Linked DNA regions of Mus musculus: all the other regions are linked to region 3. A link is a loop called in an ENCODE intact Hi-C map of the cell type or tissue named here. Cell type or tissue: heart. All regions are shown on one strand.

The links. A loop is a pair of places that touch in the nucleus more often than their neighbours do. Peaks named below come from ENCODE experiments on the same cell type or tissue, not always from the same donor. Only the 100,000 strongest peaks of a DNase experiment are listed, where the experiment ranks them.
Region 1: a loop joins it to region 3, with 14 times the contacts of the local background. A loop is called at or near these places in 14 of 42 quality-filtered maps.
Region 2: it touches region 3 in a loop (2.3-fold over the local background); 2 of 42 quality-filtered maps call a loop at or near these places.
Region 4: it touches region 3 in a loop (2.3-fold over the local background); 4 of 42 quality-filtered maps call a loop at or near these places.
Region 5: a loop joins it to region 3, with 4 times the contacts of the local background. A loop is called at or near these places in 10 of 42 quality-filtered maps.
Region 6: a loop joins it to region 3, with 2.9 times the contacts of the local background. A loop is called at or near these places in 4 of 42 quality-filtered maps.
Region 7: it touches region 3 in a loop (2.6-fold over the local background); 5 of 42 quality-filtered maps call a loop at or near these places.

Annotation. Positions count from the first base shown.
Region 1 is chr10:41,516,340-41,520,339 of GRCm38, reverse strand. Cd164 (CD164 antigen) reads right to left here and starts at 840. Exons shown (of 6, transcript NM_016898.2): 1 at 640-840. The coding sequence starts at 805. In heart, a CTCF peak has its summit at 1,727; a DNase peak (open chromatin) is centred at 1,019; H3K4me3 peaks cover 2,308 bases; H3K27ac peaks cover 1,741 bases.
Region 2 is chr10:42,677,038-42,681,037 of GRCm38, reverse strand. Ostm1 (osteopetrosis associated transmembrane protein 1) reads right to left here and starts at 2,122. Exons shown (of 6, transcript NM_172416.3): 1 at 1,641-2,122. The coding sequence starts at 2,054. In heart, a CTCF peak has its summit at 2,217; a DNase peak (open chromatin) is centred at 2,127; H3K4me3 peaks cover 2,486 bases; H3K27ac peaks cover 1,455 bases.
Region 3 is chr10:41,807,959-41,811,958 of GRCm38, reverse strand. It overlaps Cep57l1 (centrosomal protein 57-like 1), which reads left to right and starts at 2,091. Exons shown (of 11, transcript NM_001243074.1): 1 at 2,091-2,171; 2 at 2,296-2,386. The coding sequence starts at 2,312. Sesn1 (sestrin 1) reads right to left here and starts at 1,385. Exons shown (of 10, transcript NM_001162908.1): 1 at 659-1,385. The coding sequence starts at 937. In heart, CTCF peaks have their summits at 1,470 and 2,091; DNase peaks (open chromatin) are centred at 1,578, 1,868 and 2,278; H3K4me3 peaks cover 3,186 bases; H3K27ac peaks cover 2,532 bases.
Region 4 is chr10:41,688,589-41,692,588 of GRCm38, reverse strand. Ccdc162 (coiled-coil domain containing 162) reads left to right here. Exons shown (of 48, transcript NM_001358562.1): 3 at 2,130-2,202; 4 at 2,454-2,564. Among named protein-coding and RNA genes, the nearest start is that of Mir3473b, 20 kb to the right of the region's middle. In heart, a CTCF peak has its summit at 2,492 (motif pointing right); no DNase peak of the experiment used is centred here; H3K4me3 peaks cover 999 bases; H3K27ac peaks cover 542 bases.
Region 5 is chr10:41,887,017-41,891,016 of GRCm38, reverse strand. The region is part of intron 1 of Sesn1 (sestrin 1); the gene reads right to left. Among named protein-coding and RNA genes, the nearest start is that of Gm33058, 70 kb to the left of the region's middle. In heart, CTCF peaks have their summits at 2,436, 3,252 and 3,509; DNase peaks (open chromatin) are centred at 1,256 and 3,676; H3K4me3 peaks cover 1,917 bases; H3K27ac peaks cover 1,123 bases.
Region 6 is chr10:42,477,253-42,481,252 of GRCm38, reverse strand. Afg1l (AFG1 like ATPase) reads left to right here and starts at 2,688. Exons shown (of 13, transcript NM_145743.2): 1 at 2,688-2,990. The coding sequence starts at 2,852. In heart, CTCF peaks have their summits at 2,718 and 3,994; DNase peaks (open chromatin) are centred at 2,173 and 2,802; H3K4me3 peaks cover 1,464 bases; H3K27ac peaks cover 2,142 bases.
Region 7 is chr10:42,507,962-42,511,961 of GRCm38, reverse strand. The region is part of intron 1 of Snx3 (sorting nexin 3); the gene reads right to left. Among named protein-coding and RNA genes, the nearest start is that of Snx3, 7.9 kb to the right of the region's middle. In heart, a CTCF peak has its summit at 1,605 (motif pointing left); no DNase peak of the experiment used is centred here.

The DNA.
Region 1 (4,000 bases), 290 kb after region 3:
GCCTTAACGAACCCTAGAGTTGAACAAAAGGCGTGTTCCTTGATCGGATTTCAGAAAAACGGACAGACTGAATTTCAACCTAACTCCACAGCCTTAAAACACAGGCCCCCGGGAGATCACATCTTGCTCTTTATATGTCCCTAGGTTTCACTTCTCATCATCCGCCACAAGCCTCGTTCTTCCCTTACCACTCAAATCTCAGATACAGCCAACACCGCTCAGCTAAGTCAACGTGAAGTTACAGGAGGCTCGCTGGTGGGAGGGGGCAAAGGGACACCCAACTCATCTCTAAATGTCCCCCACCTATCCCGAACTCCTTCATTAGAAACTTCCGGAGAAGTTTCGAGGGGAGGACAAGAGTCTGTCCCACGAGCCCAAAGTTTGCGCACCCCGCCGACCGCGGGGCGCGTCGCCTCGTCCAATTACTCCTAACTGCCACCGCGGAAGCAAGCCACGTCGCCGTCCCGAGCTGCGGCGCGGAGTTACCAGGCGCTTGGGGGGATGGCGCCTCTGAGGGCAACGCTCGCGGCCTAGCTCGCCTGTCGCCTTCGCCCCCCACCCCGTCGGGCCGCCGTCCTCCGGCCGGGCGGCCATGTTGCGCGAGTCCCCACCGGCTCGGCGCGTGCGGCGGGCGCCCACCTGGTAGCACGGTGGGCATTTGCGTCGTCGGGACCACTTTGGTGGTCGTGGTCGGCACCTCGGTCACGTTGGGAGCCAGGGTGGTGATGTTGGGCTGCGCGGCCGAGACGCAGAGCACGGCGAGGCAGGTGGCGGCCCAGAGCAGTCGGCGGGAGGAGCCCGACATTGTGTCTTCAGCCCAGGCGTCCGGGAGAAAAGCTGCGGCAAAGCAGGCTCCGTCTAGCACTGCGTCCCTGCGGCGCCGCCCCCCGAGAAGCCCGCCCCGCGGGAGCGCGCGCCGGTCACGTGAGCAGCCCGGCGGGGCGGGGCGGAACGGGCGAGACCACTAGGAAGCCGGCCGGAGGGAGAGAAGCGGCCGCGGAGACCTCTAGGGCAGCAGTCCGTGCGTCGCAAGCCGTCCTTCTTGTCCTGGGAGGATCACGCGCGGCACAATGGAGCTTTCCTCACATCTGCACCACGGATGATCTCCCCCCGCCCTGGCAAGGATGGAACTGCCCACGTGACGTAGCGAGGGGCGTCCACCTGCGCCGCCTGGGAGGCGGGCCGCGAGGTGTCACGTGACCCCTCGGTAGCGCGCTGCGGGTAAGAAGCCCGGAGGCTCTGAGACCGCTGAGCTTGAGTTCTGCTGACCGCGCTCGCCTAGGGCTCTGTAGGAGCCGCCTTTTCTTCCGTGAAGCTTGATTTATTTTTAAGTGTGAATTTTTGTTTTTGAGAGTTCGGGGACTCAGTAATGACGGAACCACGGGATCCAAGAGTTTGCCGGGCCACTGGTTCAGTGCCCGTAGCTGTGGGTGGGACCGAAAGTGATCTGTCCCGGACGCTTCCTTGTCGTAACCGCCACCGGTGCCCTTGCCTCACCTGCTTCTTCCGAGTCACTCAGAGATCCGCAGTAGGGATCGATCTGTCCCAGCCCCAATCACTGTGGTCAGAGAGGAAGACGGCTAGGGATGAAAAGCCTTCGTGCCTCTTCCTATCCCCACATCACGAGCGACGAAGTATGAGACTTGGGGAAAGTGACCTGACCCTGACACTAGGATAGCATAGTGGCAGAACAGGCATTTTCAGTGCCTGTTGGCGGACTCTGGCTCTCTTTAGTCGTGAGCGCCATCTGATGCCGGGTCTCACAAAATAATCAACGCTTGACATGCTTATAGTAGGTGGTTTTGGTTTTTTTTTTTTTTTTAAATGAGACTTGAAAATGATAGGTAGAGCTAGGAATGTAGTTCATTTGGTAGAACGATTGTCCCTCATGCAAGAGTCCCTGGGTTTTGCACTATGCTGTCTTGATTGTTTAGCGTTTGCCATATTTTATGTTACAATTTTAATGTCATAATTTTAATTATGCATGTGACCCTAATAACAAGAATATCAGATGTTTCGGTGGTGTCTGTTTCGCTGTAGTATGCATTTTAAAAAATGACTCTAAAAGCATTTTTACAACTTTAGCGAAAGATTGAAAGCCCTTATTTCTGCCAGTAATGAATTTAATGTGGTTCCTTTGTGGGTGTACTCTGTAAAATAAATATGAGCCAGTGGGTTGTGACTGACCAAATCAATGGTCTTAGCATTAAGGTGCAGTCAAATAGTCATCATAAGAGCTTTAGAGAAGCTGCTGTTCTCTCAAACGCCTCACATGACACCTAGGCTAAAAGAAGAACTTCTGTTTGGAGATTTTAAAGCAGAGGTTATGTTCCATCTCCTCTTCCTGCTCCCAAATCGATGATCTCATTTGTCCCTAGGATGAACACACTCTGCTGTGGGGACCATTGATTTAACAGCTTGTCACTTGAGTGTTCCAACTATAGTCATCAGATTTCCTTTCGTTTCTATAAGGGGACAATTTCAAGACTAACAAACTGCTGGCTCGGTTTATTTTAATAGCATATACAGTACTAGATCAAGATTTAGTTCCAAAGTCATTTTCACTGCTGTAGAATCAGCTTTATTTTCAGTTTAAAGGAGCCAAATTCCATTTATTGTCTTATTTCTCAACTTTGACGCTATTGTGGCTAGTTGACTCTTCCTGTCTAGTCTCTATAGGTTGTGTAATAACAACCTGGCCTCTATCTAGGAGAGGGTAGAAAACACCCTACACTTCCCTTGTGCCAACACCACCCCCCCTAACATTTTCAGTGTGCCCCAATGGTAAAATCAACAACCTTAGTTGAAAACTAGTGTGCTAGACCCTCTTGGGGTCACATATCAGATATTATGCATATCAAATATTTACATTGTGTAAAAGGTAGTGGTTCCATTTTGGGAAAGTAAGGAAGAAAACAGTTTTAATGTTAGGGAAATACCTTTGAATTAATTAATTTGGTTTATTGAAAAGTTCCTGTGGTGTCTTAGTCAGGGTTTCTATTCCTGCACAAACATCATGACCAAGAAGCAAGTTGGGGAGGAAAGGGTTTATTCAGCTAACACTTCCATGTTGCTGTTCATCACCAAAGGAAGTCAGGACTGGAACTCAAGCAGGTCAGGAAGCAGGAGCTGATGCAGAGGCCATGGAGGGATGTTACTTACTGGCTTGCTTCCCCTGGCTTGCTCAGCTTGCTTTCTTATAGAAACCAAGACTACCAGCCCAGGGATGGCACCACCTGCAATGGGCCCTCCCACCCTTGATCACTAAGTGAGAAAAATGCCTTAGAGCTGGATCTCATGGAGGCATTTCTTCAACTGAAGCTCCTTTCTCTGTTATAACTCCAGCTTGTGTCAAGGTGACACACAACCAGCCATTACATATGGTATCAGTGAAAACTGGCCACAACACAGTATGACAGTGTTAATGTTCCTTGAAATGATGACACACTGTCACTGGACTGGTTTTGTGGGGAGACATTACCGAGTTTTTATTGGGTATCTGCTGTGCCAGGCATCATTAGAAATGTCTTCACTTGCTTTGCAGTCCAAAACAAGCATGTTTAACTTAAAAAGTATGATGTAAAACTTCAAGAATCTGGGACATGGTGTTACTAAACCACTCACTCATTACCAAGTAATCAGTTGATAGTTGGGGGCAAATGCCATTTTTAATTTTAATTATTGGATTTTTAAATTTTATTTTGAGACAGGGTCTCAGGTAGTCTAGGGTGGTCTCACACTACTGTGTATAAAGGTTAACCTTGAACTGCTGACCTTCTTGCCTCTACTTCCGGCATGGAAGTGTCAGGATGTATACTTTTAAATGGTGGTCATAAGAACCACTGCACACATGTTATAGAAATTACTTTCTAATTTCCTAAGCCTATTTTCTAATTTCTTTATCACTCTCTAATGTCTAATAGCCTGAGGTTTCTACCCCACCTTTGGTTACTGAGCTCCCAGATGGAAGACACACTTGCAGCCTTTATATTTACAATAA
Region 2 (4,000 bases), 870 kb before region 3:
AGGGAGGGGGGAGGGTAACAGACCACATGAGATATGAAAGTGGAAGGGTCACACTGAAAAGGAGGGCTTACAAATGGTGGGAGGGCACAACGGAGAGGGAGGGGGATGGGTTATAGATGGTGGGAGGATACAAGGGAGGGGGAAGGGTTACAGATAGTACAAGGGAAAGGGAGGAGCTACAGATGGTGGGAGGGTAAAACGGAGAGGGGGGTCATAGTGCGGAAGGTACAACGGAGAGGGAGGAGTTATGGATAGTTGGGGGTACAACGGAGAGGGAGGGGAAGGGGAGGTTACAGAGGTGGGAGGGTACAAGGAAGGGGGAGGAGTTACAGAAGGTGGGAGGGTACAACGGAGATGTGAAGCAGGAACTTGGAGAAAAGGAGATGTAGAGTGGACAAACTGTTACTGTGAGGAGATGCCAGCCTGTTACTTGGTAGACTACTTTAAAGACAGGGTTGGGGCTCTGTTAGTACACAGCTTGTCTAGCGTGGACAAGTCATGGGTTCTATTCACAGCTGCATAAAACCAGACCATAGTGACACGTCCGTAATCTAGGCACCTGGGAGGGGAAAGCAGGAGGGGTCAAGTGATCCTCTGCTACTCGGTGAGTTCAAGGCCAGTCAGGGCGACAAGAAACTTCATCACAAATAAATACATTAATTAAATTAAAATAGAATGAAAAGACTCCCTAAAAACAGCTTATTTAATGTAACTGCTCAAAATCAAATACAACGCTGCATATTAAAGTCATAGAGAAAGGAGCGAATCTGAAAAATACTGCATGCACTCCTATTTAAACTGCCTTGAAAGCCAAATCTTTCCACAAAGAGTGACTCTGGACTTTACTTAATGCAAATGAATGTCCCCATTTACAAAAAAAAAAAAAATCTGCTTAGTAACATTAGGCTAGATTAAAAACAAGATACACCTATTGACATTTCTATTTAGTTTAGTCAATTACGACCTCTAAAGCAACTGAAGCCACATTTTTCATGAGACTACTTGGCCCCTCAGGACGCAAGAACCATTTCCACCCCCAATCCCTGTGTCCTCCTTATTTTTCCTTTACCAGGCAACCCTGTGACTCTCACGGTGGCCGACACCGTAATCCTTTCCTAATTTATACAGTTCTTAGAGGCAAAGACTGTGTCTTCCTCTTTTGGTTTGCCTTCATTAAGTCCTTCACATTACCTTCCAAGTGACCAGGAAAGCTCTCGAGTTACAGAGAAGGCAGACTATCCTAAAATGGCAACTCACCGACCACGAACTATTACTGTATGTCGCTTTGTGTGGCCTCTCTTTGTCCCCACTTTCCGGATGAGAAAACAAGCAGAGAATGTCACTAACTTGCCAGAGAACAAGCTGATAAACAGGATGGAACCGAACTCAATACTTTGAAAAATAATAAAGGTCACACTGATAGAAACTGGTGGCTCTGGGTATGTTCGCTGCAATGTTCCAGCAAACCTGTCCCAAGAAGATGCCGGCTTACAGCATCCAGGGGGACAGCATTCCAAGCCATAAGCCCCTAAAGTCACCCGCTTGTTTCTGATACCCTAACTCCACAGACCGTCCAATGCCGTTTCCTTACTTTCCCAACCCCCCCCCCCCCCAGGTGCCGAGGCTGCTCCTCTACCCACCCCGATGTTTCGGCTGATGTTGTCCATCTTGATTGCGACCTGTTGGAAGAGCGGGTAGCAGGTCTGGCAGAGGCGCACGGGCCGAGCGCTGCGCACCATACAGGCGGTCAGCTCGGCGCTGCTATTGGCGAAGTCCATCAGCAGCTCCCGGCACTCAGGCTCCAGATCCGGCAGGTCCGGAGGTAGCAGTGACAGCGGCCCTAGACCTCCGCCCTGCAGCAAAGACAGGGTCAAGTCCTGCACCTCCAACAGCTGCTGCTCCGACAGCAGGTCCGCAAAGCCTGGGTGCCGACTGCTGGTGAAGGGGAGCGCGCACAGGGCGCACCTCCACCGCAGCAGCTGCAGCAGCAGCAGCGCCGGCAGCCACCGCCACGGCCACCCGCTACTGCGCGCCAGCTCCGCGTCCCGAGCCATCCCCGGGCCGGACTGTAACAGATAGCTCGCCCGGTGCTTCCGACAGCAGCCGCTTCCGGCTTCGGCCGGCGCAGGCCCTGAGTGGAGTCACGAGGTGAGTGCGTCACGGCCCCGCCCACCTGCCTCCGGAGGCGCGCGGGTGTGAGCGCGCCCCGCTTGGAGGTCTGTAGAGCTGCTGCAACCCCAGTGCATCCCAGGCCTCCGTCTTGCACGCTCTGCACCCTGCAGTTCCCCGCCTTCCATGAGCCTGTGGAGTTTGTTCTGGTTGCTGGAACTCCAGGGAGATGACTGCCGAGTGAGCTCCCAGAAAAACCCAGTAGACTGATGGTTTGGGCAGGTGTTCATTTTCATTGGCTCTGGATTAGTAAAATTTCTTCATCTCCTCTGGAGAGTGGATAACATCCGTTGGCAGTTCTGGTTTTGGAACTTGTGGCTTCAAAAGGCTTGATTGATTGATTTTAATTCTCAACTATCTACCCCGAACAGAACTTCCTGGGGTGATGAATATAGTCCACGTCTTAGTTAATAGGGAAGCCACTACCCACATGTAGCAGCTGAACCCTTGAATTGTAGCTACTACGATGATAGAACTAATTGTCCAATGTCACTTAATTTAAATATAACTATCTGACTAGTGACACCTGTGTACGGCTCGGATCTGGGTGTAGTGTTTTAGCGCAATAGAAATCCTACCTAATACATACACTTGAGCATACCCCACTATGTTATTATTATATATTCTATATTATACGATTATTATACCATATATTACATAACATATTGTAACATAATATGTAATATTAATATATAACATGTAATATGTGACACGTAGCATTTTATGATATGTTGTAATATGTTATATTGTATATTATGTAATGTATAATATATGTTATGATAATAAATATGTATACATTATATAATATTAATACATATAGGTATTTTTCTTCTTGGAGACAAGCCTCATGTAACTCAGGCTAGTTCTCTAACACACTAAGAAACATGTTTGCGCTATACCAGAGAATGGCCTTGAAATTCTGATCTTCCTGCCTCCCTGCTGAAAGTGCCACCATGTACCCCCATTGCCAGGTGTTTGTGGTGCTGGAGACCAAACCCAGGGCCTGGTGTGTGCTAAGCAAGCAAGCATTCTGTCAACCCAGAGACATGAGAGAGAGAGAGAGAGAGAGAGAGAGAGAGAGAGAACCATAATAACAAATCAAAAGAAAGCCTATTAATAAGTCATTGCAGTAGACACTGGAATAAAGCAAGAGGCCAGGATATAATGTGCTCAAGAGTAGGATGTGAGGGGTGGGGACATCCATGTAGAGACAGAGGTATGGGGAGGAGGTACGGGATGTGGATCAGTCGGAGAGTTGGGGGGGGTAATAAAATATGGAGTGTAAAATAATTAATTAATTAATTAAAAAGAGAAAGAAAGAAAAAAAAGAATAGGATAGGAAAAAAACCATTGTAGGGCCATCCAGCAAGATGGTTCAGCAGGTGTTGTGTTCATGGTTCCAGGGGGCTAGCATCCACAGCGGCAGGGGAGGCAGCAACAGGCTGGAGCAGGATACTGAGAACTCACATCTTAAACACTGAGCACAAGCTGAGAATGAATGGGAATTGTGGGAGTCTTTACATTCTCAGAGCCCACCTCCAGTGACACTGCATCAGGGCTGTACCTCCTAAACCTTGGCAAACAGTGCCCCAACGGGGGACCAAGTGTTCAAAGGTCTGAGACTCTGGAGTTATTATCATCATGTCCTGGTCTGAATGAGAATGCCACCATAGGCTCATATCTTTCTATGTCTACTCCCTAGTAACATACTGCTTACAGAAGATTTAGGAGGCATGGCCTTGTTGGAAGAGGTGTCATTGGGAGTCGGCTTTGAGGTTTTGAAAGCCCATGCCAGGCCCAGTGTCTTTGTCTGTGTGTGTGTGTGTGTATG
Region 3 (4,000 bases):
TGCTCGCCAGGCTGGTCTCGAACTCCTGGTGGCATTATTCCTCAGCTTCCTGGGAGTATGGAGAGTAAGCTACTGAACGCCCAACTCTGGGTCCAACTTTTCCACCTGGACAAGAGTTACCTTCTTTATGACTTAGGCTGTTTTTTATTATTGTTTTCTAGTTCTGTTTTAGGATGCTTTTAGAAAATGAAATCCTGTCTTTGTTAAAGAGCCAGAAAAAAATTATCCTGCCAGTTACTCTGAACAAATAGGAAATATTTCATGCAACTCCTCATTTTTGAGGCTTTCAGTGTGAAACTTTCCACACCATAACAATGTGAAAAGCGCACTGGCTACACTTGGCAACAAACAGAAAAAAAATGACAAAGACTGGATTTTAATTAACCAGACCTTTCATATATATTATATTCCACAGACAATGCCATTTCTACCCAAAAACACCATAAAAACAATTCCTGTTCATCTATTTTTGAAAACCGTTTTTAGTTTAGCCTGTTCCATTTGGGCCCAACATTGAACGTTTTACAGAACCCTCTAATGCCTAGTGATGTCATTATTAACAGCTAACCAGTTAGACTACCCCCATGGAAGCAAAAGCGACGGGAATAACTAAGTCAAATCACATCGGCTAGTTAAGTCACTCTAAAACTGCTCTTACCTCGACGCTCTTCAGAATGAGCCCGCTTCTCTCTCGCACATCTTTAAAGGGACATCTCTTAGAGAGCATAAGCAGATGAGCAAGAAGTTTATTCATCCCATCCAAAGAAACCGCGTTTGAAAGTCCGTCTGAAGGTCGGGAAAGTGTCTCTTTCGCTGAACGAAGGTATTCGGTTTTTCTCAAAACGATCTGCCTAATGTTTTCCAGTGCTGTCTCTCTAGTAGTCGTGTCTCTGCTGCACAGTCCCTCCCATCTCGCTTCATTCTCTCCTTCAGCCATGACAATCAAGAGCTTTTTCTTTTTCAGCGTTTAGTCAGTTACCTTTCAGCATTCCCCCAAAGCAGCCCGTCGTTTGTTTGTTTTTTAAACAAAAAACAAAAACAACGAGAAACGCTAAGAATAAAGTCAGAGAAATCCAGCCGTCGTGAAAGCAGGCGTCTGGATGGCACTGGGAATCACACGTGCTTTTTAAAGTTGATGCTTTCAAATCGATCCACAAGGCGGATCACCCAGGCACCCTCTCCTACACGAGGGCAGTCTTCTGACAGAGATTGAAAAGAACAAACTTGGAAAGTTGCAATCTCACAGAGCTGGTTAGCTGGACACAGAGTCCCGGGGAAGTGTTCTCTGTGTCGCAGGGTCAGCGGATATCCTCACGTTGTGGAGCTGTCAAATCCGTGCTTGGTCCCAAAAGGCTGGTAAACAGTAGAAGGTTCTCCAGCCATTCGATTTTTTGTCTGTGCAGCGGCTGGTTCTCGACCGTTCCCACCCCGCCCTCCTCCGACACCAGTCTCCGCCCCCCTCGGCTCCTCCTAGCGCCGCGGCAGGGCAGCGGGCGGGTGCTGGCGGGGTAGGCGGTAGACCCTGGCCCTTAGCTGCTGGGGCCCGAGGCTCCGGTGCTCCGGGGGAGCAGTGTCCGCCAATCACAGTGTCAGCGGCGACTAAGGGCGGCGTCCCCAACCCTGCCGGTTCTTGTCCCCCGGGGTACGCCGATGCTCCTCTTACTCCTCTGTCCTCGCCCACCTCCGCCAAGCCAGAGGGCACCCCGCAATCCAGCAGTCATCGAGCCCAGGGCTGCACGGCTGAAGCAAAGGGCCCCAGGCACAGAGCCCGCCCCTTCGCCCAGCCCCGTCGGTGGGGATCGGCCCAGAGGGCGGGAGCAGGGAGGGGAGACGGGGTCCTCACCCCCAGCCCCTCCCCTGTCCCCGCCCGGGACCGCCGGGAGCCGCCCCTGCCCCATGCCTGCCTCTCCGCCCAGGCACACGCGACCCGCAAAGACAGCCATTGGAAGCAGCCCCGCCCTCGGGCAGAGTACCTCCGGACCCCGAGTCCAGCGCGCCACTGACTAAGACCGGCTGCTGCGCATGCGCGACGCCGGCCAGGGCGCATGCGCTTTCCGCGGTGTTGTCCTTTCTCGACGTTTGGAGGCGCTGGTTTGAAGAAGGGGAAAGAAAAGTAAGGAGTACAGATGCCCGGAGATGTTTATCGAACAAGAAAAGCCGAACAAATAAAGGTGCTCTATAGTATTCCAAGTAGAAATGGGATAGAATTATGAGTGACAGCCAAGCAGGCAGGGCTTTGCGTTGGCTTTTGGGAAATGTAGTTGTAATGCTAACTACGCGCTCTGTTTGCGACAGAAACTACAATTCCCAGATGCCACCGCGACACTTGTCTTTGCCCGCGAACCAACGGTTCTGGAGGCCGTGGTTAACTGGGAGCGTCCATCTGGTAAGCGTGGTAGGCTTGGTTGTGACCCGTTCAGTGAAAAAAAATTTTTTTTTTCCCCTCGGAAACTCTGGTGCCGACGCCATCTGGGATTGCTTCCTTTCCGTCGTGGCTTGCCGGGAGAGAAATAGTGCAGGTGCTCAACACCTTTGGTTGGGTGACTGAGGCAAGGATTTGGGGATCATTGTTTGGAAGGCCAAGGAGCAGCCTTAAGACAGGCAAACTGGAAAAAAAAAAAAAAGAAAAGAAACAAAAAAGCAAAACAAAAAACCGACGCCGCTGCTTCTGCTGTCCTCTTGCACATAGGCCCGTGCTGAATGGATTAGGAATCCCTAAGCGTTGCCATTGCACCTTTGCCCTTACAGGGATCTGTTTTGTGCTGTCTTTGCTCAGTCAGATAGCATCCGAAGGGGATCTTTGAAAGCAAGTCTCTTGTGTCTGAGACTGAAAAGAACTTCAAATGTCCTTAGGTTTGGAAGGTTCTGTATGAAAAGAAGCCTATAAAAACCTCCTAAATGTGTTATCTTTGAACGATATGGTCATTTCTCTAAAGGTGTTTTTGGAAGGTTTTTAATAGACTGGTAATCGGATTCGATTTTAATCCTTTGTTTTACAAAGTAAACATAGTCATAAAATATTAATCTGGAACTAAAGAGATGGTGCAGTAGTTAAGAATTGTTCTTATACAGTACTTAAGTTCGATTCTCAGCCCCAACTTGGCAGCTCACAGCCATTCATAACTTTAGTTCCAGAGGATCTGATGACTTCTAACCTCAGTAGACACCAGGCATAAACCTGGGGCACAGGCATACATGCAAACAATACACTCATTGAAAAATCCAAAACCATAAAAATTAATGAGGCTTTTAACATGAGAAAAGTGTAACAATAACTTTTATTCTCCTGCTGTAATTGCTGTCTGGAGGCTTACTGCCTCCATCAGCTAATCTAGGCCCAATCCTGCAAGCTTCTAGCTTCTGTAAAGGCCTATAGTGTTTCCAGCTTTTGAGACTTCCTGCTGAATAAGCTCACTCTTTCTAGCTCTTTCTGAATTCTTGCTCTCTGGTTCAACTCAGCTGTTTTGGCCCAAACTCCTCTGACTGATTCAAACTGGCGTCTCTTGCTTCTGACTGAATTGCTCTGCTTGGCTTCAAACTAACTTTAGCAATGTGTTCTACTCTTCTGGCTCCTCCTTATTCTCTGGCTCAGCCTGTCATGTCTAGCTTGTTCTCTCTTCACCCTGTCTCTGTAAAACTCTCCCGGTAACACTGTCTCTTTTCCTCTCTCCCTCTGTCTGCTCCCTCCTATGTTGCCTCTCTCTCCTCTCTCATGAGAGTTGGGTAGATCCTAGTCTACTGAATCTTTTTCTGATTCATCACTTTGTTTCCCTCTCTGTTAGACTTCACTTTCAAACAAAGCTGCTTCCTTCTACAAACTTTGCCTTCATTGTTTGGGATTAAAGGTGTGTACTAAGGGTGTATCTGTGTTCTAACCAGAGTAGCTATGTTGCCGAATTAAAATCCCTCTACAGAAGAGTGAGAAAGATACCCCTCATCTTATTAGAACACTTATGTGGCCAGGCGGTGGTGGCACACGCCTTTAGTCCCAGCACTTGAG
Region 4 (4,000 bases), 120 kb after region 3:
TTTTTTAATCAATTACTTTATTTAAATTTTAAAACATTTTACGTTCTCATTTAACACCCTGAGCCCTGGACCTTGCAATAGTTATATGTCCATGAAGCCCTCTGGATAAGTGGACAAATATCACAGGAGCAGCATTTGCTGAACTAAGAGCATCTCCTGTGAACTGGCTGCTTACGCTCTGCCGCCTCCTTTAGATCACCCACAGGTGCATTGAGGTTAAGGAGAGGAGTGACATAGCTAGAGACACAGTTGGGCAGCCAAGCCCGTGCCTGCTCTGGCTCCCAGCACATCAAGGATGAGAGACAAGAATGCAAGGGAAACCTCCTGCGATTTCCTGTCAATAGCTGCGTCCCTGTCTTGTGGGTCATTGCTTCTCTGCTCCATGAAGATTCAGAAAACAGACAACATACCTGTCATTGATGGCTGATTTTACTCTCAAGATCTTCTTCTTCCTGCTCTTCCTCCTCCCTCCTTCCATCCCTCCCTCTTTCCTCCCTCTCCACCAAGGGCTAGGAGAAGAGATAAGGCATGGATTGTCTCCAACTGTCTTAGTCAGGGTTTCTATTCCTGCACAAACATCATGACCAAGAAGCAAGTTGGGGAGGAAAGGGTTTATTCAGCTTACACTTCCACGTTGCTGTAGATCACCAAAGGAAGTCAGGAACTGGAACTCAAGCAGGGCAGGAAGCAGGAGCTGATGCAGAGGCCACGGAGGGATGTTCTTTACTGGCTTGCTTCCCCTGGCTTGCTCAGCTTGCTCTCTTATAGAACAAGATTACCAGCCCAGAGATGGCACCGCCCACAATGGGACCTCCCACCCCTGATCACTAATTGAGAAAATGCCTTACAGCTGGATCTCATGGAGGCATTTCCTCAAGGGAGGGTCCTTTCTCTGTGATAACTCCAGCCTGTGTCAAGTTGACACACAAAACCAGCCAGTATACCAGCTTCAAAAACCTGACACCAAGTGTCCAGGTGGGTGTTTAGGCTTCTGTGGCCCTAGGGACTTGCTGGCTTGGGCCATCCTTGCCCAGTGACCCTGCTGATCTTTTCTGTGGCGTCCCAGTCCTATTGCTTATACTGTCAAAGTGAGAACATGTATTTCCTTTTCTTGCCTTCTGTTCCCGCCCCTTAGTATTGGAGACTGAACCCAGGGCCTTGCCCATGCAAGACAAGTGCTCTAGCCACTGAGCTACGCCCCAGTCTCTTAACAGAGCATTTAACAGAAGTACTGTCCAACAAGGGAGCACATTACCAGTGCATTTTACAACATTATCTCAGGACTCTTGGGGCCAAGCGGACAATACCAAAGTAAGCTTACTGCTATGTCCCTCTGGCTCCCTCAAGTGTATCTTAGAAATATCACTGTGGCTCCTTGGCCAGGGGCTGCAAGCTAGGAATCTGCTTTGCTGCTGTCCTCTGGCATTCCCAGGGCTGCCAAGCCTCACGTTGCCCATTGAGCTCCATGGGGACAGCACTAATCTTCTGTCCTCGAGCTCCACTCCTCGCTTGTTGTCCAGCTTAGGGAAGGACTCCCTTCTCTGGGCTTGAACAGCCCATCCTCCATGTCTGCTCTGTGATTCCTAGGGTCCAGCTGTGTTCCTGAGGCAGCAAGTGTGGTTAAAGTTTTCCTAAAGGATTTCCCATTTGATAGTTCCATGTCGTTTCTACCTTCCAACAACCCACCATGAACATAAAAATAAAAACATTTTGTTTCAGTGATTAAAGTGTCAGTGTTCTATATCAACTAAAAAGACAACAAGGTTTAATAAGCACACTGTGTGTCAGACACAAGATTTCCCCTCTAAAAGGAATACAAGTGTGTGTGTGTGTGTGTGTGTGTGTGTGTGTGTGTGTGCGCGCGCGCGCGCATGGGTGGAGTAGGGGACTGGGGTAAATCAGAGGAAAGACTCTGGAGAGGAGAAAGAAACTGGCCAGGGAAGGGTTAGCAGAGATCAAGTATATCAAAGTAGAAGAGGGTGGCCTTTATACCCCACCACCACCATGGGCCAGAGTGACATTCCTTCTGGAAAGGTTGGGAAGGGTCACAGCGATCAGGCTGGCCGCCTGCTATCTGCTCTATCATAGCATCCCGTAACACAGCTTCTGTTGCACAAACCTCCCCGCAGCTCCGTTCAAATACCAAAGGATGTCGCTCACTTTAGACGCGAACGGGAAGCGGCTCTGAAGAGAACTCTCCAGGTGAGAGGGGGGCATGGGCGGAGTCAGGAAAACAAGTTCGATTTAGCTAAGGGAGAAAGAAGTTCGCAGGAAAAGCTCCCCACCCCCACCCCGGCAAACAGCTGATACTTTTGAACAAAACAGCCCCACATCCTGTTCATTGCTAAGCTAAGCAAGTGCGAATCATTGTATCCTTAGATAGATCGGATGTTTTGACATTTGAAATTTGGTAGATTGAGGATGTTTGAAACTCATTCATTGTTTGGGTTTAGGTGGCTGAGTCCAAGCCCCTTGTTATTCAGGCAGATGTCCTCAAGAGGGAGCTAGAGAGCTGCCTAAGGCGAGAGTACACACCGGAAAACCTTCCTCTGCTTCTGTTGCAGGTAGGGTCATCTTGCAATCTGAAAACATACTTGGAGTATATTAGAAAGGAATCAGCAAGCTGACTTTTAGGTAGCTCCTGTGGGCAAGTGTTCTGGAGATGGGTAATTTGCAGACTTGGTGTAAATGCTTTCTTCATCAGAGATCATTTCGTTCTCACAGCTAAGTTCAGCTTAAACTTGTTGGGCTGAGAGATTGACCGGGTCTGCCTAAATACTGTTTGTGCCGGTCTTCCACTCTGCAAGGAAAAAAACAACCTCCATCTCCCAAAGGCCAAAAAACAAAAACAAAAACGTTTATTTCTGAAAACCACTCTTAAGAAAATAATTCAAAGTAGGAAAATAATTTGCATTAAAATTCCTGCAACATTGTAATAAGAGTGAGAGATGGAGACAGGAGGGAAGAAGGGAAGGAGAGAGGGAGGGAGAAAACCAGCCAGCCTTACTACCGTCAAGAGAAAAGCAAATCAATGTAGATTGCTATTTGATAGACTATTGTCCTTCCATCGAGTGTTGTTGTTTTTGTTTTGTTTTGTTTGCAAAGGAATTACTTCATCTTGTGATATTAATTAAAACTATGTATGCACATTTGATAATATTGATCATATTGACCAAAGACAGAAGAATCCCTAAGCTTAGGTTGCAGGACAATGAAACACCCCTGAACTTTTATATAGCTTCTCAACTTTGCATAATCATGTAGTATTTAAAGTTTTTAAATGATTTATTCTTCACTTCTATTAAATCATTTAAGGTAGTCCATGTTATGAGTTGTTTCCCCTCTTAAATAAAGTTAGCTCTTTAGTAAGTAGTTAGTGCTAATCACAGAAGATAATGAGATTCTATTTGCAAGTTAAAATGTTGTTCATTTAGAATTTTTCTCTTTATAATTGTCTTTCTTCCTTCTTTTCTTTCCTCCCTCCCTCTTCCCTACCTGCCTCTCTCCTTACCACCTCCCTCCCTGCCTCCCTCCTTCCCTCCTCCCTCCCTCTTTCCCTCCTCCCTACCTGCTTTCCTTCTTCCCTCTTGCTTCCCCTCCTGCTTCCTTCCCTGCCTGCCTCCCTTCCTTCTGTTTTCCTGGTACTCACCATTCATTTTTGTGTAACAGGGTTCACAATGGAGGGAGAGGAAGGGTAGGGATAATAGATATTTGTGTCTGGAGATGTTCTTGGCTTCCAGAGTTTTGGGGGCAGTGGACATAGACGACTGGAGCATCTCATGTTTAGCTACCAGAGGCTAAGGATGATGTCGCACACTACTGCACAGAACATCCTGCAACTAAGAATTATGATGCCTCAATTGTCAACAGTGATAAGGTTGGAAAAGTTCTAGAACAGCCTGGATTTCCATAATATATTCATTCCTGTATTATCTGGAGAGCTTTCTTTAATGTCACTTGTAGTTCATGCCGGCCAGGAAGACATTCTCATGGTGTTTGT
Region 5 (4,000 bases), 79 kb before region 3:
CCTTTTCTAATTAATTTTATGTCAATCAAAAAACAAAAGGCTAGTTATATGGGGTGTTCCTGATGAGCTGAGTGTGTATCCCAATTTACCTCAGACCAGGTACAGACAGGACAGTGAGTAGCTCTATCCAGCCACCCAGCACACACAGACTGACCTCTGAGAAAGTCAACAGATGACAGTTTTCTTACAGGACCTACCTGTTCTTACTAAAGCTTGCATAAAGACTCCTCACCTTGGAAGAGTCCCAAAGTATAGCACACACTGGAATGATGGCCAGCTCAGTGGAGAGAGCTGTCCCTGCATGTGCAAGGCCCTAGGGTTGATCCCAAGCATGGCCAAGTATTTCCATGCACCATCTCCTGAGAGAAAAAGAACAGAGTAGGAAAGGAGGTTTGGGCCAAAATAAGGACTTCTGTTAGCAAGTTTGTAATTCCCATGAGAGCATTTAAACTCTTAACTGGGCAGGTCTAATGTGTAAGTAAGGTGTAAAGAGAAGATGAGGGAGATACAGCAGCAACAGTACCACATCTACATCTACCTCATGATACCTACAGAAGAGTTTACAAAGCTCTTGGGGGTGTGCAGTCTGAGAATGAAACTGCTTTTTAGTTTTCTGCTTATTCCTTAACTGATATAAAGGGGCAAAAAAAAAAAAAAAAAGAAAAACAAACAAACCCATATAGAGCTAATAATGGTAATAAAAAATTAAGAGCAGCAATAGCAGCTGACATAGCATGCTAGGAACCGAGTACTGTTTTAAGTACTAGTATTTACAAAAAAGGAACATATGATTTATGATATTGAAATCTACAAAATGTATATGTCTTTTATAATCTTTATGAAAAAGAAGCCAATGTCTTTAATGCTTTATTAGTGTGAGAGCCCAAGTCAAACTGAATGCATTTTCTAACTTCCTATGTAGGTTACTTTAACTATTTTCCCTTCTGTAGTTGTGAGAATTCAATTAGACTCTGAGCAAATCTTACAATCCAGATTCTAGGAGGCAGACCTGCCAAGAATAAAAGTTCTTGTTGAACTCAGATGCAGATGGCAATCAGCATAAACCTCACAGGTTCTCTGTGAAGACATGGCTGGAAAAGCTAACATGAGAACTAGGACTCCCCACCCCTCAACAATACTAACACCAATATCTGAAAGCCATGCCCACACCAGCACCTGCTTCCTCACCAATGTACAACAATACTGATTAATCCTCAGAAGATGGACATTCTGAGTGGCGTTGACAGCACACAGAAACAGTACGTCCTGTGCCACCGTGTGAACAGTGCTTGTGGACCAAAGCCCTGTCTAATCACATGCTTTGCTTATGTTCCGACGACCTTCATCAGCCTCCTTAAGAATGATTGACTGGCTACAGATTAAAGACTTTCTATGAGGTGTCAATCTACCTACTTGAAAAATTAGGTGAAAATCAGTAAACTATTTGAAGCATGTTTTTTCTTTGTCTACTTGATGCATTAAAAAAAGCCCATCTAGATATTTAAGACTATATCTTATAACACTGATGTCAATCTTTTTTTTTAAAGTTACACAAGTAGAAAGTGCATTTCTTTCTTTCTTTCTCTCTTTCTTTCTTCCTTTTTGGTTTTGTGTATGTGTGTGTGTGTGTGTGTGTGTGTGTGTGTGTGTGTGTGTTTGAGACAGGGTTTCTCTGTGTAGCCCTGGCTGTCCTGGAACTCAGAAATCTACCTGCCCAAGTGCTGGGATTAAAGATGTGTGCTACTACTGCCCGGCAAAAGTGCATTTCAACAAGGCAAAGAAAGCAAAATGTTTTATAAAAAGTGAAAGTCCTAACCCACTCTCCCCTTCCGGGAGAGTCCTTGTCTATCTAGAATTATGTGGATGTTTTAACATTCAAAGTATTTCAGAAGAATTGAGGAGCTAGAAGTGTTGTTTATATGTAGATTTTTTAAACTACAGCAAAAATGTACTAAATTTCTTCTGTCATTAACACTGCTAAGCTATTTAAAAACACGGGAAGTTAGGTACCTCTTTGTGTGTGTGTGCTCCATGGACCATGGTTTAGAAAAAGAAAAACTTCCTGACTTCAAAGTCCTACAACTGGGTTGGAGACATGTTCGGTGGTACAGAGTTACCTAGCATGTACATAACCCTGAGTTAGATGGGGAGGAGGAGGAGAACAATTTTTGGAAACGTGCTACTTGAGAACTGTGCCAATGCTTCCTTTGTAAAGTGACTAGTTTCCCATGATACACCAGTCCCTAGTTTATTTTACATGCTAAGTGTATTAAAGTGAAATACAGCTATGCAAAGCTTTCTAGTTTGTTGAATACAATTTCACAGGCACTATCATAATCAATGTACAAGCTACTGTGGATCTTTGGAAATTCTAAGTCTGAGCTGAGGATATTGCACAAAAACGCTGTCAGCAATAAGAGCTGTTCAGCCATGACCACTAGGGTTCGTTTCTAAGAATGGGAGCAGATGGATCTAGGGTGGCCTGCATACACAAACCATAAATGCTAACTCAACACTTCCACACTTTAAGCTTCCAGAGCAATGGTTTATGGTTTATTTATTGACACTGAGTATAGAACCCAGAGCCTTTCACATAGCAGACTACCACTGAGCTTTAAAAATTTATTTCTGAAGGTTGTTTTTGGTATGTGTAAACAACCAGCATGCAGTATATCCATGAACATTAACAGCTAGAATCCCTTTATGGAGTCGTTTACATTTTCATGACTATACATAGTGCACCGATTAATTGGCTATTAAAAAAAACTGGCCTGTGTCATTTTAATGGGCAGAGTAACAAGGAAATTATTCACATTTAGACTTCTTGAACTAAGACAACCCAACATATGATTTCAATTCCAATTTCAGTATTGACTCTCATCCTTTTAGATTCAAAGCCTTTGAATGTTCAACTTTTAGCAATTTTAAAACATCATCCTATTTGCACCATTAAAAACACACACACACACCATCTCAAATAGTTCTGCAGGCCTATTCAGGCACAGCAGGGATGGCTTAATAAACAAGGGCAAGAGCTGCGATGAGCAGCACAGGTCTTGACGGCGTTTTTTTTTTTTTGTTTTTGTTTTTGTTTTTAAATTCCATTTAACCGACTCAAATGTGGTTCTAAATGAACGTCGGCGAGGGAAGGGTGACTGAACAATCAGTTATGACCGAACGCCGGGGGGAAATCCACAGGCTGTTTGCCCTGAGACTTCAGCTCTGCTGCTCTGACTTGTGCGCACCGGCAGGGCACAGCAGTCCTTATTCTGTTCCAACACCTCCCCTTAGGTGATCTTGGGGTGCAGTCCCTTCCTTCGCCCAGGCCGCGCAGCCCTCGGGGGCGTTTGCGAAGCTACCGGTGCGAGCTAGTGTCGGCGGTGCTCAGCCCCACCGCCCTCAGCCCTCGCCTGCCCAGTACCTCGTCCTGGCCGCGGTCCCCGCCGCACTGGTGGCAGCTCAGCAGCTCGGAGACAGCCAGCGAGGCTGCGTACGCCTCGTTCGACGCGGCGGCCAGGCGCATGTCGAAGGGACGGCTGCGGCCGCGATCTGTCGCTGCAGCGCTTCAGTCAGCACCCGGCGGGGGCGGGGCGGGCGGCTCCGACAAACAAGACGCGAGGCCCCGCCCCACGCCCGTCACTCCACTGCCCGGCGGGCGCGCCCGCCAATGCCGGCCCGCGGGGACTCGTAGCCCCACCCCTTGGCGCTGGGGTTGGGGGAGCGTGCGGACCAGGCCAGCAAAAACAAGCTTGAAGGCCAAGCGCCCAGCCTGAAGCTGACACTCAGTTTGGGAACAGGCTCGCTGGGTGGAACCCTGGCTGGAAGATGCAATGTGCATCCCGGGACTCAGGGAAAGGCAACCTAGTTTCCCATCTCCTGGGCTAGGGCCGGGCATTTACCCATAGGCAGTCAGCAACGTCACCTAGCCGGGCCCTGGCAATACCAGGAGAAATCCTTACACTGTACAAGCTATCGAACCTTTTTCCTTTTTGATGCCCAA
Region 6 (4,000 bases), 670 kb before region 3:
TGATGTTGGTCTGGGGTCGGGGGGGGGGGGTGGGTGGTAGAAAGGGACCACACACCCCACATTCTCCAGTGTGGATGCTGGGCTCCCTCCATGTCCCCTTCCCAGCAGTGGCATTAAGAATCATGGGTGACTCTGCAACACTTTCCAGTTTTCCGTAACAACCCCTCAGGTCCTTTAAACAGTACACTTTGTATTTTTACTGAAATTACTCTTTCAGTTTAAAAAAAAAATCCTTATAAGCTAGACGTGATTCCAGGTCTGGGGACACAGCTGTGAGCATACCAAGCACAGGGAGCCTCAGTTCTTGGAAGAGCAGATAATAAACTAATCACCTAGCAACGCACAGTGTTGTGGTCTGAGGCTGAAGTGTCACTGTTTACCTACTGTGCACAGCACCTTCAGTTCAGGCTCTGTAGTGTGTAGACTATACAGTAGGTACCATATGGTGTTGAGTGTTGTGGAGAACATAAAATTGGCAGTGTTGTGTGAAATTATAATTTTATATAAGACGAGAATATAAAATTGGGAGTGCTGTGTGAGACTTATTTATTTATTTCAGTTCTGGGTAGTGGAAGACCTTTTTAAAAAAACCAGCTTGTGAGCAGGAGAGACAGCGGAACAGTTAAGAGCACATGGACTGCTCTGTCAAGAGGACCTGGGTTCAACTCCCAATACACATGCAGAGGCTCGCAACCATCCATCTTCAGTTCCAGGAGATTTGGTGCCTTCTTCCAGTCTCCTTAGGTACTAGGCACACATGTGATACATAGCTATGTATGCTGGCAAAACACTCATAAACCTAAAAAAAATTTAAAAACAGGTTGCTTCAGCCAGGCAGCGAGCGGGGCGGCACACTTTTTCTATCCTAGCACTCAGGAGGCAGAGGTAGGCAGATCTCTTTGAGTTCAAGGCCAGCCTGGTCTATGGAGCTAGAGTTCCAAGACTGGATGTGTACATCAGCAGATACGGTTGTTCTGGTCAGAGCTTGGAGAGGGAAGAAGGGAGGGAGGGAGGGAGGGGGGAGAGAGAGAGAGAGAGAGAGAGAGAGAGAGAGAGAGAGAGAGATCCAAATCCATCTTTGAGATCCTGACTGGAAGCTTGGGTTTAAGTCGTAGGAAAGAGGTACAACAACTCAGCCGTCCAGGTCAGGTGTGACCTGTGCATCACTGGCCCACCATTGCCCAGCTCCAGTGTGTCCTACAAGCTGGTTCTGCACTGTCTGAACCGTGTGACGTCACTTCCGGGAGCCCAGCTTCTCCCTTTTCTGGTTGGCACCAGGCTTCAACCTTTTCCTTGTCCCAGCGTGGGATTCTTGGGAGCAGTTTGATTTCTTAGGGCCATTGTTTCAGTAGTGCAATAGCCAAAGGGAAAGAAGACACAAGTGTCTCTTTAGACTATCTTCAGTCCCATCGGGGTGGGTACATACTTTGACATATTAGCAGAGAAAAGGCTTGAAGTTACTCTGCCATACTACACCTTCCATTTCCTGTTTCTTCAGAATTCCTCTTCTGGTGACCACAATTTGGTTTCCTGGAATTCTTCTTAGTGTTCTCTTTTTTGGTCACACAATTGAAACTTTGTTTCCTCCTTCCTAGGAATGCTAGACTTTCTTGTTTTCCATAATTCCCAGCTAAATGTTCAGGTCTTTTAGATATGATCCACGGTTGAAGGGTTTACTTTTTTGTTGTTGTTGTTGTTGTTTTATTTATTTTTAAGGATGTAACTATGTAGTTGGACTTCTAACCCTGCTGTCTACATTTCCCAAATGCTAGGATTGCTGTTTGTGCTTTTTCTTCCCAGACTGGTGAATCTTGGGCTTCCTGCTAACTAGGCAAACACTCTATCAGCTGAACACCACCCGACAACCCCTGGGAAGGTCTTTGTCTTTTGTTAAAAGTTAATCTTGTATGGACTAGAGAAGTGGCTCAACTGTTTAAATAATGTGTAACTTATGCAGCCGACAAGGGTTTGGTTCGTAGCACCCACGTTGAGTGGCCCACAGCTGCCTTTAATCTCAGCCAGCTCTGGGGGGATCAATGCCCACTTCTGGCCTCCAGAAGAATCGCTTTCAATATAGGACACACACACCTAGACAAAAATATAATCTCCGTACTCCTCCACAACAGTGCTCTCTCCTTGATCCCACTATTGTCTTTAGCTGCAGCGTTCATCTAGCCAAAGGGTCGCCAGCCTCAAATGAGGGCAGTCGCAAATTCAAGTGGTCACACCATCCCATGACTGCCACATCCACCAGCTGTCAGTCTGGGCCCTTTGGCTTTCCTGTCCCACTTATAAGCTTCTTCAAAGCATGAAAACATGTGCTATATAGAAGATAATTTCTATTACTCAACAGCTCAAACAGAAAGTGGCAGAAACACATTTCAGGTACCCTTCAGAGACACGTTGGACACCGAAAGAAAAGTAAATTGAGGCTATATTATAGCAGATTGGACGAGGTATAATATATACCTCTTGGTCACCTTCATATTATGCGGTCTTAGAAGGTTCACGATTATTACTACAAGCTACAATTGGTTTCTCAGGCCTGGAGAACTAGGGTTTCAGTGGGGGCGGGGTGGAGAGTTGGTTCTAGCCGCCTCTCAGCGGGGTGGGGCGCACCCGCGACTGTCAGGACACGCCCCCTCAAGGCGCGAGGCCTCTCGGGACTTGTAGTCCCAAGGCCCACCGGAAGGCGTGAAGGGCAGGCGTTGCAGCCTTTCTAAGCTTGAGGTCATCTCTCTTTAACGCTCTCTCATTTTCAGGCGTGGCCTCCTGGAGCGCCACAGCACCCGGCTGCTCCGTCGCGTCTTCTGGGTTACAATAAAGTTTTCCTCCCTGTACGGAGCTCAAGATGGCGGCCTCCTGGTCGCCCTTGGTTACTCTGCGCTCCGCCGCGCGCAGCCGGCTGACTGGGAGAGGTGTTGGGTGCGGGGCGCGGGTCGTCGCAATCCCTCCTCCGGCCCCTGGCCCTGGGAAACCCCTGTGGAAAGGTCAGTGACCGTGTCACGAGCGGGCCGCGCAAGGCCCTGGGGTCACCCCACTGTCTGATCCCTCCCAGCTGCACCCGTGGCTTCACAAGTTGTAAGGATCCTAGAGACGAGTTCGTGTCTATTGACCTTTTGCATCTCGTTGCCCCAAAGAGCGCTGAGCGCCTCAGGCAGCTGCCCAGAGTAACTTCCATTTGAGGGTCAGAGGCCAACCCAGTTCTTCCCCAGGTAACCCAGGCCTGGAGAGGGCAGGTGTGCAAGAGCCCGGCTTGGAGGGATGGGGGTAAGCAAGATGGGGTTGGTGTGTGGGGAGCCTTTCACCCCAACCCATCTGGGCTCTTAAGGCTGGTGATGGACTTAATGGTCATGTCAGTCAGGGACCCTATGCCCCCTCCCCGCCCATTTTCTCGATGCAGTCTTAAATTCCTAGGGCATCACTTTGTCTGTTTGTCTGTCATTTATCTGTTTTGCCCCTGACCTTCGATTCTTTCGTTCTACTGTCATGTGTCTGTGAATGAGTGGTTAGCCAAATTACAATCACGTGGTCTCACTGTGTGGTACAGGCTGGCCACGAACTTGAGAACCTCCTGCTGCTCTTTCCCAGAAGTGCTAATTTTACCTCTCTTCACTGGACTGGTTTCTCAAAAGACAGCAAACCCTGTGTCCTTATTTCCTTGGCACGTAGGATGGTGATTGGTGTCTGATGAGCAGATATTTTCAAATGAACGACGTTATTCTCATGGTCTTCCTCAGTCACCTTTCCTCATCTCCAAGAGCTTCTTTATATACCTTCAAAATCGGATATAATTTAACAGAGTATATATATGCAAATGCCGATTCTCATCGTCTCAAGATAGGTTTTTTTCCCCCCTCAGTCATTGAAATAAATACCAGACTGTGAGCTTTACATGGCCCACTTAGCAAAGGGCCTTGCTATCAAGCCTGAGTTCAATCCCTAGGACCCATATGGCAGAGGGGAAGTACCAACACCCACCACTTGTCCTCTCTTGCGC
Region 7 (4,000 bases), 700 kb before region 3:
GAATTATAGATAACTGTGAGCCATCACATGGGTGCTGAGACTCAAGTCCCGTGGAAGAGCAGCCAGTGTTCTTAATCACTGAGCCATGTCTCAGCCCTCTTAAGTCAGTTTTCTATCTTCTTATTTAAAACAGGGTTTTCTCACTGAATCCAGAGCTTATCATTTTAGTCAATACCCAATGAGCCCATAGAGTATTGCCAACCTTTGCCTCTCAGTTTTGAGGTTAAAGACACTGCCCACCACACCCAGCTTTTTGGTAGCTGGTGGAGATAAGAACTTAGGTCCTTATGTCTGTGTAGCAAGTGACAGTATCAAATGCCAAACATATCAGTCATTTGGCTAACAGTCATGTAAGTGCCAGAGGTACCACAAAGGTAATAATGAGTGGGAATAAATTGTTATAAACCAGCAGTTTGAGGGTGGTTTGCCGTACAGTGCTAAAAAAACATTTAGAAGTAACAGAAGTGTTCAACATCCTTGGCCATCAGAATACTGATGCTATCTCAAGGGCCAGGCAGATGGCTTAGCTGGTAAAAGCACTTGTCACTACACTTGACAACTTCTCTACAGCCCGCCAGGACCCAAACGTTGCAGAGAACAGACTCCCGTAAGTTATCTTTCAGAGGGCTGGAAAGATGGCTCAGCGGTTAAGAGCACTGACTGTTCTTCTAGAGGTCCTTAGTTCAATTCCCAGCAACCACCTGATGGCTCACAACCATCTGTAATGGGATATGAGATCCTCTTTCTGTGTGTCTGAAGACAGCTACAGTGGACACACATACATGAAATAAATACATCTTAAAAAAAAAGAAAAAAGTTATCTTCTGAAACCCACAGGTAAACCATAGATATGTGCACCAATACCCTCAGATTCCAAAAACAAAATAAAACAACCACAAAAACACTTTAGCTCACCCCAGTCAGAATGGCTATCATTTTTCTTTAAAAAGGTAAATTGGGAGAGTTGTGTGGGTGTTAGTTAGAACATAGACACCAGTAGTATGAAGGTTCATTGATTATATGACCCAGCTATAATTTACGACCACTCTTTAGGTCTAAGGATTCTGTGTCAGCAAACCAGAGGCAGCTGTACGTCCTTGTTTACTGCTGTACTATACACAACTGCCAGTGTGCAGAACCAGCCTTGGTGTCCATTAACAGATGAACAGCCAGGCAGTGGTGGCACATGCCTTTAATCCCAGCACTTGGGAGGCAGAGGCAGGCGGATTTCTGAGTTTGAGGCCAGCCTGGTCTACAGAGTGAGTTCCAGGACAGCCAGGGCTACACAGAGAAACCCTGTCTCAGGACAAAAAAAAAAAAAAAAAGATTGAAACTGTGACATTGCAGGAAAATAGATGGAAATGGAATTATTTCTGGGTTCAGAAAGACAAAAATACATTCTCTCATATGTATAGTTGAAAACTTATTCATGTATGTGGGGAGACATGAAAGTAGAAAAGGGTCTATGGAGCCGCGAAAGAGGGTAGAGAAATGTTTCAGTCAGACGCTAACAAGGAGTCCTGGGGAATCAAGTAGTCGGAATCCAGTATCAGTATTCTACGACCCAGGCAGGTCAAGTACAGAAAACATAGGTGCTCCCTCTACTGGCCCATCTTCTGTACCCATACTCCTGGCCAGATTTGGGTTCTCACCACACATCCTGCACATTTTCACTGTGTGCACCAAGCTAGAATTGAACTTACCTCTTTCCCTCTCCCCATCTTCAATCTACCACCCACCCCCCCCCACACACACAGAGACAGACACACAGAGTGTGTGTGTGCATCCAAGTGCAGGTGGAGGCCAGAGGTCAATCTTTCGTACTTTTCCTCAGGATCCACCCACGTTGGAGATAGGAGTCTCTCACCAGGACTTTGAGATTAGGCTGGGCTGGCTGGCTACAAGTTCTAGGCTTCTTCCATGTTCACCTCCCCTTGCCATCACAACTAATTTTTTACAGGGCTGCTGGAGGGCTATCTCAGGTCACTATGCTGGAATAAAAGTGTGTGCCAATATGCCCAGGTCTCAGGGCTCCTCATCTTGTAGGCAAGCACCTAACCAATACAGAATCTGTCACGCAATAGTTTATAAGTGTTCACTTATTGGCTAATTGTAAAAAACTTTTATTTTTGCCTGAAGTTCACTGTGTAGCCCAAACTGGCCTCAAACTCCTATCAATCCTCCCTTCCAGCCTCCAAGTGCTGGGACCGCAGGTGTGAGCTACCATGATTTATTAAACTCAATGTTTTGAGCAGTTAGTAAGGAACTAGCCCCCAGAAACTACTCAAACCTAAGATTTTTTTTTTCTTAAACATGTATTCGTCTTTTCTTGATTTCTGGCTTCAAAATAGATACGCTTAAAGGTAAACCCACCAGACATAGGTGTGTACAGTCTAGGTCTCTCCTTTTCAAATACCAAGCCATAGAAGCTGACAGTTTTTAACCTATTAAACTGCCTCTCCTTCAAAACACATTTGTTTGTTTGTTTGTCTTTCAAGACAGGGTTTCTCTGTGTAGCCCTGGCTGTCCTGGAATTCACTCTGTAGACCAGGCTGGCCTCAAACTCAGAAATCCACCTGCCTTTGCCTCCCAAGTGCTAGGATTAAAGTTGTGTGCCACCACTACCCAGCCAAAACACATTTTCTTTTTAAAGATTTATTTATTATATGTGTGTACACTGTAGCTGTCTTCAGACACTCCAGAAGAGGGCATCAGATTTTTGTTATGGATGGTTGTGAGCCACCATGTGGTTGCTAGGATTTGAACTCAGGGCCTTTGAAAGAGCAGTCAGTGCTCTTACTCGCCGAGCCATCTCACCAGCCCCCAAAACACATTTTCTATCTTTGAAAATTATCCATAGTTGTTTTCACAGGATCTGATATATTTGTATTTATTATAACTATTTTAGAACCCTTCCAATCCCATCAAGGCTACTAACAAGTATAGCTCTGTTTTTCTCAGTCTTCCCTACTGCCTGTATTTCCCAGGGAGACCACATAGTACACAGTGAGAAAATTCCTAATTAGGTGTCAAAAGTGCCTTGCTGGGATACTTGTTAAAGTACCAATGCCCAAGCCTTATCTATCTAGTTAAGAGCATCTCTAATGGGACTCAAAAGCTCGCCACATGCCATGGATGTATGAGGTTGGTAGAACAGGTATACACTCTATCAGATTTAAATCCCAGCTTTACCACTAAGAGTTAGGACCTTCAGCAAGCTAATGTCCTGAACAGGTGTGAATCTAGGTGTCCACTTTGTGCTGAGCAGTGTATGGTGTGGGACGAGGGTGTGTATGACAGTCTTCATCTTTTAGGAACTTCTAGTGAGATCCAGGAATCACAGACAGCCACCAACAAGAAACAGGGCAACTAGGGCACACAGGAAGTAAAGCTAGTCTAGTGAGGCAGGGTCAGCAAAATCTCTACAAAGGGGACATTCAACCTGAGTGCTATGGGATAAGTCATGAGAGCGGAGAGGAAGTACATCCCAGTCCTGAGTGAAGTGCACTTTCATCTTAAGTGGAGCTCTGCTGTGGCCCCATAGAACAGCTATCAAGGGAGAAATTCCTCCCCTCACAGCATTAGACCAACGCTCTCCTGGTCACCTCTTCACAACAGACTCTGACCATCTTCTCAGCTGGTTTTCAGGCACACCTTACCTGCTGACGTCAACTTCTACATCTCAAGCATGGCAACACTGGAACGCCCTTCCAAGGGTTAAAACATCTGAATACACCAAAATTAGGGTGTAGATATAACAAGTTTAATGTATTTTTTAAATAAAAAAACAATTGCAGCCTGTACCAAAGACTTACAGTAGCTCTTGTGCATTAAGCAAACTACTTCCTTTGGGGAGGAGAAAAGCTTTGTGCCTTTGTTTCCGACTCTTTTAAGCTGAATATAGATCTGAGTTTCTAATCATCTAATAGAAGACAGCAGGGCTTTTTTTTTTCCCCCGAGACAGGGTTTCTCTGTGTAGCCCTGGCTGTCCTCAAACTCA